Regions from separate parts of the Homo sapiens genome. Here region 1 is linked to region 2. A link is a contact called in ENCODE Hi-C or POLR2A ChIA-PET data. All regions are on one chromosome and are shown on one strand. Each heading gives the region's core, a stretch centred on a gene start or an enhancer-like site at or near the end of the contact. The rest is flanking DNA. Distances are from core to core; before and after follow the strand shown. Region 1 overlaps MBTD1 (mbt domain containing 1). Region 2 holds the start of NME1 (NME/NM23 nucleoside diphosphate kinase 1).

What was found. Hi-C counts contacts between places; a loop is a spot of excess contacts on that map. ChIA-PET counts read pairs that join two places held with the same protein, here RNA polymerase II (POLR2A). Pooled maps may share reads with other maps.
Region 1: a loop to region 2 is called in a pooled map, with 2.8 times the contacts of the local background. The contact joins the enhancer-like site here to the promoter of NME1 in region 2. A Hi-C loop is called at or near these places in 2 of 50 pooled maps. POLR2A ChIA-PET finds 5 or more read pairs at or near these places in 8 of 52 experiments (BJ, H1, HEK293 and 5 more).

Annotation. Positions count from the first base shown.
Region 1 is chr17:51,237,151-51,240,413 of GRCh38, forward strand. All of the region lies in intron 2 of MBTD1 (mbt domain containing 1), which reads right to left. Among named protein-coding and RNA genes, the nearest start is that of MBTD1, 21 kb to the right of the region's middle. Within about 2 kb of position 1,286, at least 3 of the 41 ENCODE cell types and tissues checked have a DNase peak (open chromatin) inside an H3K27ac peak, as active enhancers do; they include OCI-LY7, where a contact is called at or near this core.
Region 2 is chr17:51,152,227-51,155,345 of GRCh38, forward strand. It overlaps NME1 (NME/NM23 nucleoside diphosphate kinase 1), which reads left to right and starts at 1,333. Exons shown (of 5, transcript NM_000269.3): 1 at 1,333-1,436. It overlaps NME1-NME2 (NME1-NME2 readthrough), which reads left to right and starts at 1,333. Exons shown (of 9, transcript NR_037149.2): 1 at 1,333-1,436; 2 at 1,999-2,218. RefSeq lists enhancers at 646-1,845, 869-1,400, 1,184-1,603, 3,000-3,119.

The DNA of each region.
Region 1 (3,263 bases), core at 36-2,535, 85 kb after region 2:
CTGGGCATGATGGCAGGTGCCTGTAATCTCAGCTACTCGGGAGGCTGAGGTGGAAGAATCGCTTAACCCCAGGAGGCAGAGGTTGCAGTGAGCCAAGATCGTGCCATTGCACTCCAGCCTGGGTGATGGTGTGAGACTCCATCTCAAAAAAAAAAAAAAAAAAAAGAAAAAGAAAAAATTTCATAAACTACATTTTGTCAAAATGAAGCATTTCTGCTCTTTGAAAGACAATGTTTAAGAGAATAAGACAAGCACAGACTGGGAAAAATATTTGCAAATCACAGATTTGATAAGGGGTTTGTATCTAGAAACATAAAGAAGTATCAAAATTCAATGACTGAAATAACCCAATTCATAAAAAGAGGCAAAAGATCTAAACAGAAATTCAAAGATATACAGATGGCAAGTAACAACATGAAAAGATGCTCAACATCAGCGGTCACTGAGAAAACACAAATTAAAACCACAAGATACTGTAACACACCTATTAGAATGACTAAAATTTATAAAAGTCCTCTACAGTCAGTGTGGCAAATGGAACTCTCATACATTGTGGATGAGAATGTAAAATGGTACAAGCATGTTGGAAAGCAGGCAGTTTCTTAAAAAGTTAAACAACCACCTACCATCCATTCCACTCATATATATCTGCGAGAAATGAAGGCATATACCCATACAAAGACATAAACACCAATGGTCATCATAGCCCCAAACTGGAAACAATTTAAATGCCCATCAATAAGGGATTACACAAATTGTGGTACGTCCATACAATGATTTCATTTTGCTTCTTGGTAACAAAAAGGAATGAATTATTGATATACACAGCGTGGATAACCTAAGCCAGACCCAAAAACGTCTTACTGTATGACTCTTTTTACAAATGCAAACTAGCTGTATAGTGACAGAAGGCAGATCAGTAATTACCTGGGGATGGGGTGGGGGCCAGGAGTGGAAAAGGGGAGTTATAAAGGAGCATGAGGAAACTTTTAGAGATGAGGATTATACTACCTAGATTGTGGTGAAGGTTTCATGAGCGTACACCTATGTTTCTGTGCAGTTTAATTTTGTCAATTTTTACTTCAATAAGGCTGTTAAAAAAATCTATAGCCAGCCAAATTATCAACCAAGTCTAATGGTAGAAAATGTATTTTCAGATATGCCCCTGAAGCCCCTTCGAAAAACTTAGCTCTCATGTTCACTTTTTTCTCAGGAGATGATTAGAAGATATGTTTCATTATAACATCAAAGTAACCAAGAAAGAGGAAGACGGTTGATTTAGGAACTACATGATTCAGTACAGCACAGAGGTAACGAGAGTTTCTAAAGCAATGATAAAGGGATGTCTCAGCGTTACAGCTGTATAGCGGGTTTAGAGAACAACCAGATTGTATTAGAAAAAGAAGATGGATGATGGCTCTGGAAGGATTCTAGGAAAAATATGAATCTTTGTGTTTGGAGCTTGTTGCAGCAGCATGGGGAAAAAGGCAACAGGCACTTTCAACACTGACTAAATGAAAAAAGTGAACCAATCAGTAACTGCAGGAAACAAAGTTGTATCAGAAAGGAAACAGTACAGTGACTGGCTGGGAAGCTGTAAATACTATTTATGTACTATATAAACACTAGCAATTTAAACAAAACTTGTGATAAAAGTCAATGAAGTGGGCCGGGTGTGGTGGCTCATGCCTGTAATCCCAGAACTTTGGGAGGCTGAGGTGGATGGATCACTTAAAGTCAGGAGTTCGAGACCAGCCTGGCTAACATGGTAAAACCCTGTCTCTACTAAAAATACAAAAATTAACTGGGTGTGGTAATGTGCGTCTGTAGTCCCAGCTACTCGGGAGGCAGAGGCAGGAGAACTGCTTGAACTTTGGAGGAGGAGGTTGCAGTGAGCCAAGATCATGCCACTGCACTCCAGCTTGGGCGACCAAGCGAGTCTCCATCTCAAAAAAAAAAAAAAGTCAATGAACTGGATAAGCGTGAAAACAACATGGCCCCTCATTTCCCAATGAGATTAAAAAAACAATTTTTTTGGATCAACTTGAATAAAAACAGTTTAGGGGATAGACAGTAAAAGAGCAAATGTCTATTTGTATCAACTAATACACTTTTTATTTTTCATAAAACTTAATTCATTAAATTTAAATTACTGCCCTTTATTATATGATCATGTCCTTTATTATAAGATCACTTTCTTTAAGGATGGTTATAGGTTTTTACCATAAAATACTTAACTTTTTATTTATAAATTTATAAGTTACAACAATACAAAGAACATCTAGACAACCTTTATCTTGACTGACCAATGATTAACATTTTCTCCCAATTATTCCTCTCTACACGTATATTTTTCCCTCTCAACCATTAATGAATGGTTTATATGCTTTAAGCCCTTTTACCTCTAAATCAGAAGTAGAAGCATAGCTCAGGGTTTTTTCACCTTGGCAATATTACTTTGGGCCAGAAAATGCTTTTTTTGTAGGAGGCTAGCCTGTGCATTATAAGATGTCTAGCATCATTTGTGGCAGTAACACTCGCCTTTATCCCCCAGCGGTGACAACCAAAAACACCTTTAGGCATTGCCAAATGTCCCCTGGAAGCAAAAAACAAAAAAAACAAAAAAAAAATCCCAGTTGAGAACTATTGCCTTATCCTTCAATGTGCCTTTCCTAGTAATAAGGATATTCTCTTACATAATCATAGGTCAGCTATCATCTTCAAGAAATTTAACATTAACCCAATACTTTCATCTGATCTACCATCCGTCCTCCAGTTTCGTCAACTGACTCAACAACACCCTTTACAAGATCTTCTTTTCTTCTTCAGCCCAGGGTCATATATTTCATTTGTCATGTGCCTTAGTCTTTAATCTAGAGGGAGACCTTATCTTTTTTTATATTTGATGTCTTTTAAGAATGCGGTCCCTTTAAGACTTTTTACCCTTTTTCTATAAATCTATAACTGTTCTCAAAAGTCTTTTTTTCTTAAAGACTTTATTTTTTGAGAAGTAATAAATTTATGGTAAAAGTGAAAATTCAGTAGAGTTCCCATATGGCCCAGTTTCCCCTATTAACATCTTACATTAGTATTGAACATGCTACAATAAATGAAATACTGATAGGTACACTGTCATTAACTAAAGTCTACATTTTCAGTTTTCCTTCATTTTTACTGTTCTTTTCTCTGTTCCAAGATCCCACAGTACATTTAGTCACCCTAAGTTTTCATTATTTAAGTTGTCATACAGCTTCTCTTGGTTG
Region 2 (3,119 bases), core at 83-2,582:
AGGAGAATAATGAAATTTTACTTATTTATTTTATTTATTTTTTATTTTTTTGAGACCGAGTCTCGCTCTGTCACCCAGGCTGGAGTGCCCTGGCGCAATCTCGGCTCACTGCAACCTCTGCCTCCCGGGTTCAAGCGATTCTCCTGCCTCAGCCTCCCGAGTAGCTGGGACTACAGGCGCCTGCAACCACGCCCGGCTCATTTTTGTATGTTTAGTAGAGACGGGGTTTCACTATGTTGCCCGGGCTGGTCTCGAATTCCTGAGCTCAAGTGATCCTCCCGCCGCTGCTTTCCAGCGTGCTGGGATTACAGGCGTGAGCCACCGCGCTCGGCCAAAAGTTTTAAATTTCAGTAAGTTCCAATTTATCAACTTTTTCCCTGTATAGATTGGTCTTTTGGTGTCGTCTAAAAACTATTTGCCTGGCCCTAGGTCCTGAGGATTTTTTTTAACTTTTTTTTTCCCCATAAGTGATTTATTGTTTTACATTTAAATCTATGATTCATTTTGAGTAAATTTTGTATAAGGTGAGAGGTTTAGGTTGAGGTTCTTTGGGTCTATATTCGTCCAATTGCTCCAGCATCATTTGTTGAAACGGCTCCTGATTCCATTTTTGTACCTTTCCCCCGTTCATTTCCCCTTAGAGCAGTGGGAATGTTTTTTTGTTAGTGATGATGTCATGCCTTGTGCAAAATCTGTATTAGCATCTCACAACATAAGATTTGGCTCTATTCTAACGGCATTTTCCACCACTCGATGTCCACCGTAATACTTGGCTCTCGAAGAATCACTGGGCTGGCTCCCTCACTTCATGCAGGTCTATTCTATTATCACTTACTCAGAGATTTCTCTGGCCTTTTCTTCACAGCACTTACAAAATGCGATCTATTACATATTAATTTGCTTATTTGCTTCTTGTTTTCCTATACTCCCATCCCTCCCAGAAGCTCCAAGAGAGCATACTGTTTTATCCCTAGGGCCTAGAATAATGCGTCCACGTAGTAGGTACTCAAAATTTTTTGCTTGACAGGCTAGAAAAGGTGAATAAACACAAAGCGGGAGCGAAAAGTCTACTTCTAGGTCAGGCACTCTTTGGACTTCACGCAACGTGTGAGCGCCACCTCTCGGGAAGCCAATTTGCTCGCGAACGAAGGAAGTGAGTCAGAGAACCCGGGGGTGGAGAGAAGAAAGCAAGCAGCTAACCGGAAAGGTCTGAAAAAGCTAGCGCCGGAAGTTAAACTGCAGAAAGTTGTTCCCTAGAATGACTGCCTACTCCCAAGAGGAAGCGTGGGCGAGCGGTGTTCTGCAAAATGGGCTCTCCGGCAGCGGATCTGCGCAGAAGCGTTCCGTGCGTGCAAGTGCTGCGAACCACGTGGGTCCCGGGCGCGTTTCGGGTGCTGGCGGCTGCAGCCGGAGTTCAAACCTAAGCAGCTGGAAGGGTAAGAGGTGTTCGGGATCCTGAGAGGAAAAAGAAAGGAGTGTAGTCGCGGGAGTGGGTTAGGTGAGGAGTTAGTGAAGAGATGAGTTCAGCTCTAAGAGGCGGCGAGGAGGATCGGATGGGAGGAGGGGCAGGGAGCGCCTGTGGACAAGTGCAGACCGGTCGGCGCACGTCCCACGCCACGTGGACTCGCCTTTGTCGGTGGCCGCCTTTCTCGTCAGGCCGCGACGACAGGGCTGTGCCTTATTTGTGTCTGTCGAGAGCAGTGCCGGGCACGGAGTTGGCGCTCTGTAAGTGCTTGCTGAATAAATGACGGGTGTGTGTGTCATTCATTCAGCAAGCACTGAGTGCTTACTGTTGTGTCACCGGGACCGATGTGGAGGGACATTTTTAGGGTGTATTTCTGGCGCTTTAGTCCTGTTTTCTCCTGGACAATTTATGCTTGCCCCGCACCCCATCGTGCGATTCTCCGCAGTCTTTGGGCTTTGTCTCTCTCTCTTTTTTTTTTTTTGGAAGTTGCAGAATGGTGATAAATGATTTTCTTTGCTCCTATTGACTGCTAGGCCCTGTGGCTAGGTACCATAGAGTCTCTACACAGGACTAAGTCAGCCTGGTGTGCAGGGGAGGCAGACACACAAACAGAAAATTGGACTACAGTGCTAAGATGCTGTAAGAAGAGGTTAACTAAAGGACAGGAAGATGGGGCCAAGAGATGGTGCTACTGTCTACTTTAGGGATCGTCTTTCAAGGCGAGGGGCCTCCTATCTCAAGCTGTGATACAGGGTAGGTCATGAGCGCAGTCTTCTGTAAAATGAGGGATCTGGACGGAATAGTTACTCTCTAGGCTTCCTTTCAGTATGATGTCCCGTATCAGATATTCCTAATGTCTGTAGTTCTCCCACACCCCACCGTTTATTGGCTAGTCAAAATATTCTTTGCATTGTAAAGTGTAGCATAACATTACAAGAATGGATTAATGGGTTGGGAATGCTGGGTTTTGGCCTTCATTCTGGTGCTGTGGTCCTGTTTCCTCATTTGTAAAATGAAGGGGGTTGTAAAGATATATTCTCTAAAACCCCTAATGCTATGGCTGTGGCATTAAGTCAAACTATTATTTCTTACTGCTTTGTACCGGACATCACTTTCACATTAGTAAAACTTTTCATCAGTGTAGTTTCTCCCAAGCTTGATTATTGAGAAAGATAGTGCCTTGTTTTTAACATCCTGTATCCTAGTTCCACCGCAGTGTTTGGTACACAGTAGATGTTTAAAAGAAGCTTATTAAATCAAATGGTGGCCAGGCTCATGGGGCTCACGCCTTTAATCCCAGCACTTTGGGAGGCTGAGGTGGGCAGATTACTTGAGGTCAGGAGTTGGAGACCAGCCTGGCCAACATGGTGAAACCCCATCTCTAGTAAAAAAAAATACAGAAATTAGCTGGGTGTGGTGGCACGCACCTGTAGTCCCAGCTATTTAGGAGGTTGAGGTAGGAGAATTGCTTGCCTGGGAAGTGGAGGTTGCAGTGAGCCAAGGTCGCACCACTGCACTCCATCCTGGGCGAAAGAGCAAGACTCCATACCAAAAAAAAAAAAAAAAATCAAATGGGGCTGGGTGTGGTGGCTCATGGCCATAATCCCAGCACTTTGGTAGGCTGAGGTGGGCAGATCACTTGAGGACAAGAGTT